2 separate regions of the Homo sapiens genome follow, and region 1 is linked to region 2. Evidence: chromatin contacts called from ENCODE Hi-C or POLR2A ChIA-PET data. All regions are on one chromosome and are shown on one strand. The core of a region is the stretch at or near the end of the contact, and the rest is flanking DNA. Distances in the headings are between cores, read along the strand shown.

Region 1 (2,700 bases), core at 149-2,648, 58 kb after region 2:
AGGCGGCTCTCATATCTTTTCCACATGACCCTCTCAATTTTCTTTTTTCTTTTTTTTTTTTTGAGACAGAGTTTCGTATGCTGCCCAGCTGGAGTGCAGTGGTGTGATCTAAGCTTACTGCAACCTCTGCCTCCTGGGCTCAAGTGATCCTCCCACCTCAGCCTCCCAAAGTGCTGGGGTTATAGTTGGCCAACCCTCTCAATTTTCAAAGCCAGCAGTGGAATATCTCTCATATAGAATCTTTTTTACTTGCTCTTCTGCAGCCAGCCAAAGAAAACTTTCTATTTTTAAAGGGCACTTGTGATTAGATTGGGCCCTCCTGGATAATCTCCCCATTAATAACTCACTACTAACTGATTAGCAACCTTAATTTCATCTACAGAATCTCTCTTGGCACATGATGTAATCGTGGATGTGATATCTCGTTGTGTTTTCAGTCCTGGGGATTAGGACAGGAAATCCTCTTTTTGTTGTTGTTGTTGAGACAGAGTCTCACTCTATCACCCAGGCTGGAGTGCAGTGGTGCAATCTCGGCTCACTGCAACTTCTGCCTCCCAGATTCAAGCAATTCTCCTGCCTCAGCCTCCTGAGTAGCTGGGACTACAGGTGCATGCCACCATGCCTGGCTAATTTTTGTATTTTTAGTAGAGACAGGGTTTCACCATGTTGACCAGGCCGGTCTCGAACTCCTGACCTCGGGTGTTCTGCCTGCCTTGGCCTCCCAAAGTGCTGGGATTACAGGCGTGAGCCATGGAAACTGGCAGGACAGGAAATCTTGGGAGACCATTTTAAAATTCTGCCTACTGTAGTCAGCTAAGAAACTAATACAAACCATTCATCCTACTCACTGGTAGTGACTTATTGATATAAATATTACAAACACAAACAAATAGCTATAAATATGTATTATGGCAACATTTGTTATGACTAAAATTTGACAGAAGAAAACATTCATTCTGCAATTTGTGTCTGCATAGTTTGCTTAAATTGGGAATGGTATTGTTACAAAGCAAACCTTTTGATGATAGAGACTTTGTTGAGAAAATCTGATATAGTCAAAAGCAGATTGGGTCTTTATTATAAACTTTACATTAAAAACAATTGAAACGGAAGTTATGTTAGCAAAATAAACATGAAAATTGAAAAAAAATAGAAACAGTTTACCTATGGTTTTCAGAAAACTAATTTAAAAAATGTTGACTCATTGAAGTTTGCATTGGAAAAATACTTTGGTAAAATGTTTATTGGTGTTACACGTTCACAAACGCACACACATATGTACCATATGTACAGTCATAATTCTAGGTGAGGATGGCAGACAGAAGGCTTGAAGAGTCAGAGAAGTTCAGCCAGCCACATTTTTTTTTAAATTGTATCTGAGCATGTACTATGTATGTTTATATTTTGACACTGCTAGCTGGGTTTTCACTGGTGGGTGGGATGTGGGGGTATGTTACAGACAACTTTCACTTTCTACTGTATTCACTTCTGGTTTTTGACTATTTTGAAATAACATGTTTCGTTTCATTTCTTTTTTTTTTTTTTTTTTGAGACAGAGTCTCGCTCTGCTGCCCAGGCCAGAGTGCAGTGGCGCGATCTTGGCTCACTGCAACCTCTGCCTCCCGGGTTCAAGTGATTCTCCTGCCTCAGCCCGCTGAGTAGCTGGGACAGCTAATTTTTTGTAGTTTTAGTAGAGATAGGGTTTCACCGTGTTAGCCAGGATGGTCTCGATCTCCTGACCTCGTGATCCACCTGCCTCGGCCTCCCAAAGTGCTGGGAGTACAGGTGTGAGCCACCACGCCCGGCCAGTATGTTTCATTTCTATAATAAAAATGCAGATCGAAAATCTGTGTTGTAGCAGTGATTTAAAATAAAGTGAAATGATTTTTAAAGAGTTTAAAAATAGAGTAAAAATGTCGTAAAAACTGGGACTTGCTCCAGGCCTCTATTTGAGTTACTTTAGTAAATTTTTCTTTTTTTTGAGATGGAGTCTTGCTTTGTCGCCCAGGCTGGAGTGCAGTGGTGCGATCTTGGCTCACTGCAACCTCCGCCTCCTGGGTTCAAGCAGTTCTCCTGCCTCACCCTTCCGAGTAGCTGAGACTACAGGCACGTGCCACCATACCTGGCTAATTATCATATTTTTAATAGAGACGGGGTTTCACCATGTTGGCTAGGCTGGTCTCGAACACCTGACCTCAAGTGATCCACCCGCCTCGGCCTCCCAAAGTGGTGGGATTATTAGCATGAGCCACCACGCCCGGCCTAAGTATTTCTTTTTGAGGCAGCTTAAAGAAAAAAAGCTTTGTGTATGTGTGTCTGTGTGTCTGTGTGTGTGTGTCTGTGTTTGTGTGTGCGTGCGCGCGCATGTGCTGTCTCTTTTTCCATAGAAATAATATTGCTCTGTTCTTGAATCCAATTATTACAATGAAGGTGATAATTATGTAGAGAGGAATAACTGTGTCAAGGTATTCCTGAATGGTACTGGTGTTATGTTTTAGACCAATCTCAAGATAAACCTTAGCCATTTGGCCCCACTAGATAGTGTAGGGATCTAAACTAAACTAGATAACCTAAGTTAAATTACCTATTTCTACTCAAGTTGAAGTAGTATGCTGGCTATATTTTTTTCTGCTAGGTTTCAGTCTTTGGAGGCCTTTGGGATATTGACAGATGAGGAGATAATTGATAAGTAGTGAAGTG
Region 2 (2,700 bases), core at 85-2,584:
GGTGTGTAAGAATGCTTGTGATTTTTGTACATTTATTTTGTATCCTGAGACTTTGCTGAAGTTGCTTATCAGCTTAAGGAGATTTTGGGCTGAGACAATGGGGTTTTCTAGATATACAATCATGTCATCTGTAAACAGGGACAATTTGACTTCCTCTTTTCCTAACTGAATACCCTTTATTTCTTTCTCCTGCCTAATTGCCCTGGCCAGAACTTCCAACACTATGTTGAATAGGAGTGGTGAGAGAAGGGATCTGATTTTCTTTTGCTTCTTTTTTTTTTTAAGATGGAGTCTTGCTCTGTTGCCCAGGCTGGAATGCAGTGGCACAATCTTGGCTCACTGCAACCTCTGCCTCCTGGGTTCAAGTAATTCTCCTGCCTCAGCCTCCCAAGTGGCTGGGATTACAGGCACCCACCACCATGCCCAGCTAATTTTTGTATTTTTAGTAGAGACGGGGTTTCACCATATTGGCCAGGCTGGTCTCAAACTCCTGACCTTGTGATCTGCCCACCTCAGCCTCCCAAAGTGTTGGGATTACAGGCATGAGTCACCACGCCCGGCCTTTTGCTTCTTTTGGAATTAGGAGGGGGGTCATAGGATGTCCTCAGGATCAGAGATCCAAGGAGATATCTGGAAGGAAGAATGTGTTCTCTCGGTAAAGGAAGGGGAAAGCTGCCATGTTGCTGACTTTGCTATAGCAGATGACAAGGAGTTAATTGCAGCCTAACTCCTCTCCTCATTGTGGGGGTTACTGGCTTTGCAGTGTCTTGGCAAAGTCTCATAGACATGTCATGGCAGCCTATCCCTTGCTTTCTTCTGTCTACATGCCTACACACCCAGGGATGGAGAATCAAGAGATCAGTTTTCTGGCTGCCATTGAAAGGATGCTCTGTCAGAAGCAAAGGCTTGACTTATTCTGAAGATTACCCTGATCTGCAAAGCTGCAGAATGCATAGTTATTTGTTACCTGGACTTAAAGTAAGGCAAGGCCCAGTGTCACATTACTTTGCCTCTAACAGACCTTTCTTGCAATGACTGTTTCATGCCATCAGTCACTCAACATTTACAAAGCACTTACCTTAGCATGAAGGAAAGGTTGAAAAGGAAGAGAAACCATGATCTCAGGGATTGAAGACTGAAAAATTGCTGTGAGAATAGAGAATGCTCAGAAACATTAAGTACTATAAAAACAAATACATATTAACATAATACATAGTATTTCCAGAAATATTTAGAAATTAATTGCAATGATCAAACCTGGATGGAGTTAATCAGAGTCATGGCACCCAGTGGGATGACTTAGAACCATGAGGGGAAGTTAGATAACTTGCTCTAGATCATGCAGCTGTAAAAGAGGAACTGCAGTTTGAATCCAGGCACTCTGGCTCCAAACTTAACATCGTACTAGATTGCGTCTCTGAAGTCAAAGAGCAAGGAAAGAAAACTACCCTAGTGCAGTTGTTGAGAGTATGACCTCTAGACTCAGACTCCCTGGGATTCCATCCTGCCTCTAGCATTTACCATACACTCCTGGACAATCCACTTACCATTCTATCCTTTCTTTTCCTTATCCATAAAAATGGGGATAATAGGCTGGACGCGGTCACTCACACCTGTAGTTTCAGCACTTTGGGAGGCCTAGGTGGGCAGATCACGAAGTCAGGAGTCTGAGACCAGCCTGACCAACATAGTGAAACCCCATCTCTACTAAAAATATAAAAATTAGCTGGGCGTGGTGGCATGCGCCTGTAATCCCAGTTACTCAGGAGGCTGAGGCAGGAGAATTGCTTGAACCCGGGAGGCGGAGGTTGCAGTGAGCCAAGATCGTGCCACTGCACTCCAGCCTGGCAACAGAGTGAGACTCTGTCTCAAAAAAAAAAGAGGGGGATAATAGTAACTGTGTATGAAGTTGCTATAAGGTACAAATGTGGTATATAGTGTGTAAAGTGTGCAGCCCAGTGCCTCAGACATAGTGATTGCTCAATAAATGTTAACTATCAATAAAATGATTATTATCATCCTATTTCTAAGAACCTGAAGTCCTACCAGGATAGTAACTCTAATTGCCAGAATAAGAAGGGGAAGTTTGGGTTGAGGTTATTTTCCAATCAGAAGTCCTTGAAGGAAAATCATGTCAGAAGGGAGGGAAAGGAAAGGAAACCAAGACTCTGGTTAGTGTAGACCCTCTTGGGTTGTGGACAAGAGAGTATGGGATTGCCATTTTATTAGTAACTTATACATTGTGCATGAATTTAACTTCCCTTTTGGTTTCCTCTTTTCATCCTCACTATTACTAGACCATGCATATATTGAGAAGTAATCTATGCTGCAACTCTCCCTCAGAACTGTACGTACTTAAAATCAAGTTAGTAGAGATTTTGAAAGGACTGTGCTTTAAAGAAAACACAAAAAACCAGTAACATAATAGATGATTGTCCTTATTCATAGGTCAGGGAGCCACTAGTCCACTGCAGCTCTTTTCTCCTAGAGAGATCTTCAAGAAGAGGTCTTTGTGCCCCATATGTAATGACTACTTAGGAGCTGAGTCAAACAAAGAGTCTTATTTTAGTTTTCTAAATACCAAGTCTGGGCAGGCCTGTGTTTTCGCTACATGGGAGGAGTCAAGTATCTTTTCACTACATGGGAGGGGTAAGTGGTTAAGTTTTTTCATATGTTGGCTGCCTAAGTCATTCTGCTTGG

The links. Hi-C counts contacts between places; a loop is a spot of excess contacts on that map. ChIA-PET counts read pairs that join two places held with the same protein, here RNA polymerase II (POLR2A). Pooled maps may share reads with other maps.
Region 1: a loop to region 2 is called in a map with no recorded cell type, with 6 times the contacts of the local background. The contact joins two enhancer-like sites. A Hi-C loop is called at or near these places in 1 of 168 maps with a recorded cell type or tissue (ascending aorta), 24 of 37 single-sample maps with no recorded cell type and 5 of 50 pooled maps. POLR2A ChIA-PET finds 5 or more read pairs at or near these places in 3 of 52 experiments (T-cell, activated B cell and activated T-cell).

The regions. Positions count from the first base shown.
Region 1 is chr2:202,665,138-202,667,837 of GRCh38, forward strand. All of the region lies in intron 1 of FAM117B (family with sequence similarity 117 member B), which reads left to right. Among named protein-coding and RNA genes, the nearest start is that of FAM117B, 32 kb to the left of the region's middle. RefSeq lists an enhancer at 1,292-1,371. Within about 2 kb of position 1,399, at least 5 of the 41 ENCODE cell types and tissues checked have a DNase peak (open chromatin) inside an H3K27ac peak, as active enhancers do.
Region 2 is chr2:202,607,302-202,610,001 of GRCh38, forward strand. No RefSeq gene overlaps it. Among named protein-coding and RNA genes, the nearest start is that of FAM117B, 26 kb to the right of the region's middle. RefSeq lists an enhancer at 2,405-2,644. Within about 2 kb of position 1,335, at least 3 of the 41 ENCODE cell types and tissues checked have a DNase peak (open chromatin) inside an H3K27ac peak, as active enhancers do.